Linked DNA regions of Homo sapiens: region 2 is linked to region 1. The links are chromatin contacts, found by Hi-C or POLR2A ChIA-PET in ENCODE. All regions are on one chromosome and are shown on one strand. The core of a region is the stretch at or near the end of the contact, and the rest is flanking DNA. Distances in the headings are between cores, read along the strand shown. Region 1 overlaps LINC02669 (long intergenic non-protein coding RNA 2669). Region 2 has its middle 120 kb from the start of LINC00702.

Region 1 (4,178 bases), core at 79-2,578:
GGTCTCTGAAGGGGTGCTGGGGCCGCTTGAGCCCAGCAATAGCAGGAAGGCTGGAGAGAGCAAGGAAGGAAATGGAGCTGCCAGCACTCAGTGGGACATGGAGCTACGGAGAAGCAGCCGACCAGCGGTGGCCACTAACACCCTGGATGGACACAGGGGCTGCCCGTGCGCTAATGCTCCAAGAGCAAAGAGAAAATACCACATCCTCCCTCTTCTCCGTCCTCCTGTCTCCAGCCAGTGACTTTCATTGGCCAACCCCACAGGAAGGCAGCCAGCCAGGGAGCTGGTTAGTACCATCCTTTAGGGTCAGCCTCCCAGGACAAGATCAGGACATCAGTCATGGAGAATGGGTGAGAGGCAGGGGATGGAGTGGGAAAAACCCAAAACCTGTTGATTCTCAGTATAATCAGCTGGCAGAAGGTTGGGCCATTGGGAAAGGAATCATCAGATGTTGAGTTTGCTCAGATGTAACCTTGACTTAGGAAAAGTTCCTTTTGGAATATCAGCTCCAGGGAGACTGGTTGCTGTCATGTTACTCAAGGATGAACCCCCATCAGTTCCAGCAATGCCTGGCACAGCTTACGGGCTTCATTAGTGAATTAATTAATTAAACATTTAACATGTCTTTGAGTAAAAAAAAAAGTGTTGGGTGTTTTGTGAGGGCTTCTGATAGAACAGTAGTTTGTCCATGTTTTCCCACTTTCATGGGGGCGGAAGTCACCCTGGATGAGTGGGATTTATAAAGGCCATGCCTCCAAATGCATGAGAAACATGAGGCTGCAAGGCTGCCTCTGAGACTGGGAGTGAAACCCTCCTCTCTGGGTCTGTATCTTCTCTCACTTCTACATCCTCTTTCCCAGAAGTATAAATTATGATGCTCATTGAACCCTCCCAGCCTCCTCCAAATTTAGAATTTTAGAATCATTTTATTTTAAGAAATGTCTTTTAAGGTGAGCAAATTCACATCATCAATACATGTTGGCTTTAACCTTCAGATCCGGTCACAGCATTTCTGATTAAACTTCTTACCTCCCTGCTACACCAAGCCTTTGAAATATTATTTTACAAAATAGTTGCTGTTGGACATAAATAGAATTTCTCTCCTGCTCTATTCTGTGTGGCTTACTCGTATATCTTCTGTGTCCATTTCCACCATTTCCTCATTCTACCTGATGAAATCTATGCTATGGGAAGACAGGCATTTTTGACTCCTTTGTTTAACAACGTATCTCAAAGAACTAGAACAGCAGCTGACTCATATAAGTGAGCAACAAAAATGTGTTACACAAGTGAAAGGTTTCAGTGTTTACGCCACTTGAGACATTGCCCTAGATGCAGTGGGTGTTACTGTGAGAAATCATAGCCTCAACCTTTGAAATACTTGTAGTCTAGCATAGCACAGAAGAGCAGGGACTTTATTCTGAATTATCCTCTAGCTCTCACAAGAAAAAAAGAGGTGAGGAGAAACATCAGAAGAGGAGAGAAAATAAATTACAATGAGTTACCTTATTTTCCTGTAGGTATTGGGCATTTGCACTCTCTTCCTGTGAAATATATATGTATAATTGTTACTTTGTAATATTTTCACATTCATTTATAAAAGTAAAGATGTCCATTATATTTATATATCACTCTGTTACATATATTGTGAGGATGTTTTTTCTGATTCATCATGGATCACATACTTTGTTTTCCATATCAATTGCCGTAAATGTTTATTAACGAACTCGTAAATAATCATATCTGTCAACATGGTTTTAGAATGAGAGAAAATATAAACAGAGAAATGTGCCCCTGGTGGGGAAAAAAGAAAAGGAGAAAGAAAAGAAGGCTCTGTAGGTTTATGTGCGATGCTTCCAAAACCCCACAAATGGAGCTGCTCACCAGCCGTCCTGCAGTGCCTGTCCTGGGGCCCTGTGGTCACCAGAGGGTCCATGTGGGGTAAATCCTACTGTGAAACTGGGCTCACTCTCTCTGCGGCTCCCATCTGCCCTATTCTACCCATGTCTCTGCTTCTGCTATTGCTGTTTTCTATGCCTGAATCCTCTTCTTCTCTCCCATCTCCTGTTTGCCTGGCAAACTCCTACTCATTCCTCAATGCCCACTCACCCACCCTTTTTGCTGTGAGAGCTTCCCGGCTCACTGATCTTTTAAGATCTTGCTACTACTATGGTTGATAAGAACAACAGCTTACACTTCCCGAGGATTTGTAACGTGCCAGTACCTGGAATGAATCAATGTCTTTATGCATTTCTCTACACTAAGTCCTCAGAGTACAGAAACCACAGCACAGAGAAGTGAAGTGCCCAATTCAGCCCAAGTACACTTTGTCATTTCTCCCATGTATCTCTTTACCCATTAACTTTTGAGGGAAAGAACCGCGTTGCTCATTTCCTCGTATCTTCAGATCCCTGTACAAGCTGAACGCTTACCGGATGTGTAATAAGTATTCATTGAAGAGTTGGGTAATTACTCTCTTGAAATCCTGGGTATCTCATCCCAACTACTCCCCCATCTGCGAGGTACCTGTTAAATTATTTTATGCCAAGGTGAAAAAAGTAAAGGTTTTGGCGTTTGAAAAGAGGGTTGAATACAAAATGTAATGCTTAGCCTAAGATAAGTGGTAGAATTTTAGGTCAGCGTCACCCTGGAGGATGCTTTCTGGAATCCTTCAATTTACACAGCTGAGTGGATTCCTTAAAAGTGCTGTGGTTCGGAGGCTTAAGAGTGGAGCAGGGCCCTCCTGCTGGCGGGAGCTGCTTCCTTCTGCCTTCGCGCCCACAGCATCCCAGGCTATGTTCATCAAAGCAGACAACACGCAGCTTCCAGTACAGCTGCTGCAGGAATGGAAAGCTAAACGATTCCAAGCGTGGAAGGGGAATGAATGCTGAGAAATATGGCAACCATGTGGGAGAGTCTTTTGGTCCTCACCGCAGACACCACGGGTGAGACACAAAGGAATCTGACTTGTAATAGAACAGGAAAGACAACAGCAGCAGCAACAACAACAAAAACAGCAATAATAAAGGTCAACACATACAATAGTCACTTTTGCAAGGTGTCGCTCTCAGTTCTTAACAGGTGCCAATTCACCGAGCCTTCTAATAGCCTTGTGTGGCAGATACTCATTCTCATTTTATGGAAGAAGAAATCGAGAAAAAGAAAGACTATGTAACTTGCTGAATGTCATACAGCTAGTAGCAAAAGATAAAAAGTGTAAAAAGGACCCTCCCACCATCATACCCCAAACACACGAATAAAATACTGGAAATAAAAGGAATAACTTAAGCACATAAGATTGAAATTTACATATAACATAGAAATGGAATACAGAATGATGTGTTTTTAGATATTGGCAATTCATCAGAGTTAGTGACTTTGGAAGTGTAAATAGAATAGAGGCAATAACCTCATCTTGAGTTAAGATTTTAATATCTTATTCGTAGTGGATGTTTTTGCATTAGTTTTGACTTTAAAATTGCATTAAGGTATTATTTGTCTTGATTACTGACTTGTTTGGCAACCCTTTAAGTGATGTTTAAGGCAAATGTGCCCAGGATGGACACAGCCGGATGGACGTGAAAGCCTCCAGAGCCCAGAGTATGAGAAACAGCGTTCCCGTGTGGGCAGCAGGTTCACAGAAGACAGAACAGATGCCTGAAGGGGAAAGGGCAGAACCCTCCAGAAAGGGCTGGAATCGCAGGAAAAGACCTCTTGGATTCCTGCCTCAACTGCTTACAATTCCAATTTGGTTTTTTTTGTTTTTTTTTCTTTACAGCTGGGGGTGGAGGAGATAAAAATGCTAAATGAAGCTGAAAATTCTCTTGGATCAGAAATTAAACATAAAACAATGAGTCTAAGAGGAAGAATTTAAAACAGTAGTTTTGTAAAATTGAGTTTTAGTGTTAAGAATATTCCAGTTGGCCACCAACACTAAATAGAAATTCTTTTTTTCTTACAAGTTGGTTCTCAGATTAGTTGAGAAGAACTTTCAGTTTGATAAACTGAAGTTTGTGGAAGAGGCATCTCTCTGTATTTTAGGTGTGGTGTGCACACTCACACTCATGTAGACACCTCAAACAGTACCTTAAAAATACTTACCTAAATGACTACTCCCCAAGTGTTGAAAACTAAATAGCTGAGGAACCCAAACTTCGCTTCTCCTAAAATTTTGATTT
Region 2 (3,918 bases), core at 1,134-3,633, 650 kb before region 1:
TTGAGGGGTCTGATAGCAACCATTGTGAGGGAGCTTAGCGAGTGTGGTTTGTTTTGTACCTGTGTAAATTTGGAAATTTGCCACACCAGCCAGGCTCTGAACCTTTGAGACATAGGTAACTCCGTTCCCTTTAGCTTAGGGTCCATGTTTGTCGATATAGGGGTGTCTATTTCGATCTCTCATATCACAGACATGATGATATTGTGGCAGCTGTACCACATCCCTGCCACAGAAGCAGCTGTTCTATCAAGACAAGGACCTGCCATCCCTGCCGCTGCATTGGTTAGAATAAGTCAGTCACAGGTCTCACCACTCTAGAGGAGGCCACCACTCTAGGATGGGATTCCTGCGGTCGCTTCTCAGCGTCTCTCACCATCTAGACAGCACAAGTCATAGGGGCATGGAGCCCCCGATCGCAGGTCTGCAACTGAATTTTGCCCGTAGATCATTTAGTGGGAGAGTCAAAGTGCCAAAATAAACATTGTGTTACACGCAGATTCCACAATATTTATTTTTTGACTCATAATCCATTTCTTTCCTTATCGAATGATCATTATCTCATTGTAATTAACAGTTGCCAATGCTCCCACTTGTACTTTTTTTTTTCCTTGTGAAGAAAACCATCCCATAAATAGCAAGTGCAAAGTGGTAGTGCCACAGTGGAGTTACTGTTTTTTCCCCCTTCTTGTACATGAAGAAAATTTTACATCTGTAGTTGATGCCTTTACTGGCTTCTCAATTAGTGGAAACAAATTTGTCATTGCAGACAGTAGCTCCAGTGACTTGTGGCTAATGGATTCACCCTTTGAGCAGAACTTTATGATCCAAAACAGCCTATCCCACACTTGTGTTTTTCAAGCTATTGATAGGTGCACCTTGAGTGAAGGGGATGGAGGTGGGAGAGGGAGAGATGTCAGAATCAAAAAACATTGTGAAATCTTGAGATTTTGTTTGTTTTTTTTTTAAGTTAAAAAGATTTCTCAACACTTTACACTGATGTGTTTTGTGAAATGTTCAGAGGTGGATATTGCTTTCCGTATAGATTGTTCAACAAAATTTGAGGCCATTATTTTGGACTAAACTCCTGCGATCGCAACAGACCAGACAAATCATAGTGGGGTCACCCAGGCTTACCAAACCCAAACCCAAACTGAGCAGTTCTCTGCCCTCTGAGGAACCAGGAGAGAGATAGCCTAACTTCCTGAACAGGACAGGTTTAGTCTTCAATGGGCAGGATAATGAAGTTCCCTGTGTTTAAATCCTTAATCTGAAGTCACATCATGTGAACTCATCAGTTTTTCTATTGTTTCTTCTTTCTGGCCCCAGTTGTTACAGGAAAGCGATTCTGATCCAGACCCCAAGAGAGGGTTCTTGGATTTCGCGTAAGGAAGAATTCAGGGTGAGTCTGCAGTGCAAAGTAAAAGCAAGTTTATTAAGAAAGTAAAGTGGTGAAAATACGGCTACTCCACAGACAGAGTAGGACAGACCCGAAAGTAAGAGGAGGAATGTGTCCACCCTAGGTACAATACTTGTATATGTAGGATAAAAAAGATCATGAAGAGATAAGCTCTGCTACAAGGGTTTGTGATAAAGGATTAATTTTCTCAATTACTATATTTTGCAAGAATCGATATTATTATCTTTAAAGCAAAATTAGGAATGCCTTTGTTCTCCAGATATCGGGATATCTAGACACTCCCGAGTCTGGGTCTGCTTAATAAACATCTAGAAGCTAAGGATGCCTGACTTTCTGGAAATGCAGCTCAGCAAGTCCCAGCCTCGTTTTCCTAGTCCTCACTCAAGATGGAGTCGCTGTGGTTCAAATGCCTCTGACACAGTGGCTTACAAGGAAAGTAACTTGGAAGCACCCAATACACTTTTTATTCTTTGTTTCTCTTTCTTCAGCCCTTTTTCTATCTGTAAAGCCAATCTCCTGTGTTCAGTTCATTGGAACACATATTCCATTTTAGAGAATATAGTGCTGCCTGATTCTAGGATGTCAATAAAGCCAATTGGCATCTTGGAACGGAATTTGTTGTCATTTTGTCTTTTGCAAGATGAAGGTTTCTTGAGCAAAACCATCATGGTGGAGGGGCTTCCGCACAGTGCCTGTTGATGAAATCAAGAGCATGAGGGACTCCTTCAGGAAAATCCTTCAGAGATCTAATTAGAAAGAAACCTGTCCCAAAGCTTGGCACATTAGTGATGCAGGCTACATATTTATTTCCTATAAATTCTGAATTGTAAACTTGGTAACAAATAGTAACTGGACTTCAGAGTCTGGTGACCTTTAGAGGCTGTTGACTGCAAGTATTCATGGATTAACTGTGCTGAGGCTGGAGGGTACAGTGACCCAAGGTTAACTACATGAGCCAGGGCTTTCGCAGCTTCCTCATTTTGTTGACTCTGTACCAGGAAACCAAAGCTCCTTCCTCTGAAATGAATGGTTCTTATTTGCATAATGGCCTCCTTTTGTTCACTTTGCAGAGGCAGTTGATTACATTAGAATACTTCAAACACAGCATTGATCTATCAGGCTAATAATTTTCTGATAAGGCCCATGAATTTTCCCTCTGACCTTTTTTGCTAATGACCACGGTCTGTGAATTGTGGAATGAAGCGTATGGGTTGTTTGTGTCTGCAGATTCTAGAAGACAAAACATTACAACCTATATAATAAACCACAATTTTAAAAGCTGGTTCTTTGTTTGAGTTGGAGCAGGTTAGTCTGCATTCGGTAAAATCTAGCTTGCCCACAAATTCCGAAAAGCAGGTGGCTAAGTAAAATGTATAGGTTTATTCCTCTCACGCATGAGTCAAATCCAGAAGAGAGTGGTCCCAGCACTGTGTTTGAATCTCTGCACCCTGCAATCCCAGTTCCTTTTAGTGGTCACTTTGAAATGGCCTTTGCAAAATTATGACTGAGACAGTGAAAGAGATCTAACCTAACTGACTCCATCTTGCTTTTAACCTCTAAGCTGTCCGTGTTCCTTCCTGGGTGTAGGCTGAAGTAACTTTGGGAGGAACTTGGTTTATAGTGGTTTTTTTGTTGTTTGTTGGTTGGTTGGTTGGTTTTTCCAGACAGAGTCTTGCTCTGTTGCCCAGGCTGGAGTGCAGTGGCTCCATCTTGGCTCATTGCAACCTCCACTTCCCGGGTTCAAGCGATTCTCCTGCCTCAGCCTCCTGAGTAGCCAGGACCCACCACCTGGCCCCAGTTAATTTTTGTATTTTTAGTAGAGATGGGGTTTTACCATGTTGACCAGGCTAGTCTTGAACTCCTGACCTCAAGTGATCTGCCCACCTCAGCCTCCCAAAATGCTGGGATTACAGGTGTGAGCCACCATGCCTGGCCAGTTTATAGTTTATAGTTCAAAACAAAAACTATTAACAGCCCTTTCCCAAAACAAACCACCTTCTTGCCTGGGGACTAGACTGCCTTTGTAGAACTAAGAAATTACACACGAGATTGGAAATCATGATTTAGGAGTCAGGCAGCTGGAGGCTACAAGATTCTAACCCTCTCTACGCTGCTCCTAAGATCAGCGCTTGAGATATTTTGCAGCCCCTGCACTTGATGGATCAGCTGCCACCGCCAGCTCAATAAACTGGCTCATCTGATCTTGTGGCCCCCACCTGGGAACTGACTCAGCACAAGAAGACAGCTCCGACTCCCTATGATTCCCTCTCAGACCAATCAGTACTCCAGGATCCCTGGCTTCCCCTTACCCACTAAGTTGTCCTTAAAAATTCTGATCCCTGAATTCTCAGGAAGACTGATTGGAGTGATAATAAAAATCCTGCCTCCAGCACAGCTGGCTCTGCATAAATTACTCTTTCTCTATTGCAACTCCCCTGTCTTGAGAAATTGGCTCTGTCTAGGCAGCAGGCGAGGTAAACCCACTGGTTGGTTACAACTTG

The links. A loop is a pair of places that touch in the nucleus more often than their neighbours do. ChIA-PET counts read pairs that join two places held with the same protein, here RNA polymerase II (POLR2A). Pooled maps may share reads with other maps.
Region 2: a loop to region 1 is called in a map of B cell, with 4 times the contacts of the local background. The contact joins two enhancer-like sites. A Hi-C loop is called at or near these places in 3 of 168 maps with a recorded cell type or tissue (B cell, CD14-positive monocyte and endothelial cell of umbilical vein), 16 of 37 single-sample maps with no recorded cell type and 14 of 50 pooled maps. POLR2A ChIA-PET finds 5 or more read pairs at or near these places in 3 of 52 experiments (AG04450, activated CD4-positive, alpha-beta T cell and activated T-cell).

What each region holds. Positions count from the first base shown.
Region 1 is chr10:3,475,006-3,479,183 of GRCh38, reverse strand. All of the region lies in intron 3 of LINC02669 (long intergenic non-protein coding RNA 2669), which reads left to right. All of the region lies in intron 1 of LOC105376360 (a long non-coding RNA gene), which reads right to left. All of the region lies in intron 1 of LOC124902538 (a long non-coding RNA gene), which reads right to left. Among named protein-coding and RNA genes, the nearest start is that of LINC02669, 26 kb to the left of the region's middle. Within about 2 kb of position 1,328, at least 4 of the 41 ENCODE cell types and tissues checked have a DNase peak (open chromatin) inside an H3K27ac peak, as active enhancers do.
Region 2 is chr10:4,126,641-4,130,558 of GRCh38, reverse strand. No RefSeq gene overlaps it. Among named protein-coding and RNA genes, the nearest start is that of LINC00702, 120 kb to the left of the region's middle. RefSeq lists a silencer at 2,196-2,396 and an enhancer at 2,135-2,774. Within about 2 kb of position 2,383, at least 7 of the 41 ENCODE cell types and tissues checked have a DNase peak (open chromatin) inside an H3K27ac peak, as active enhancers do.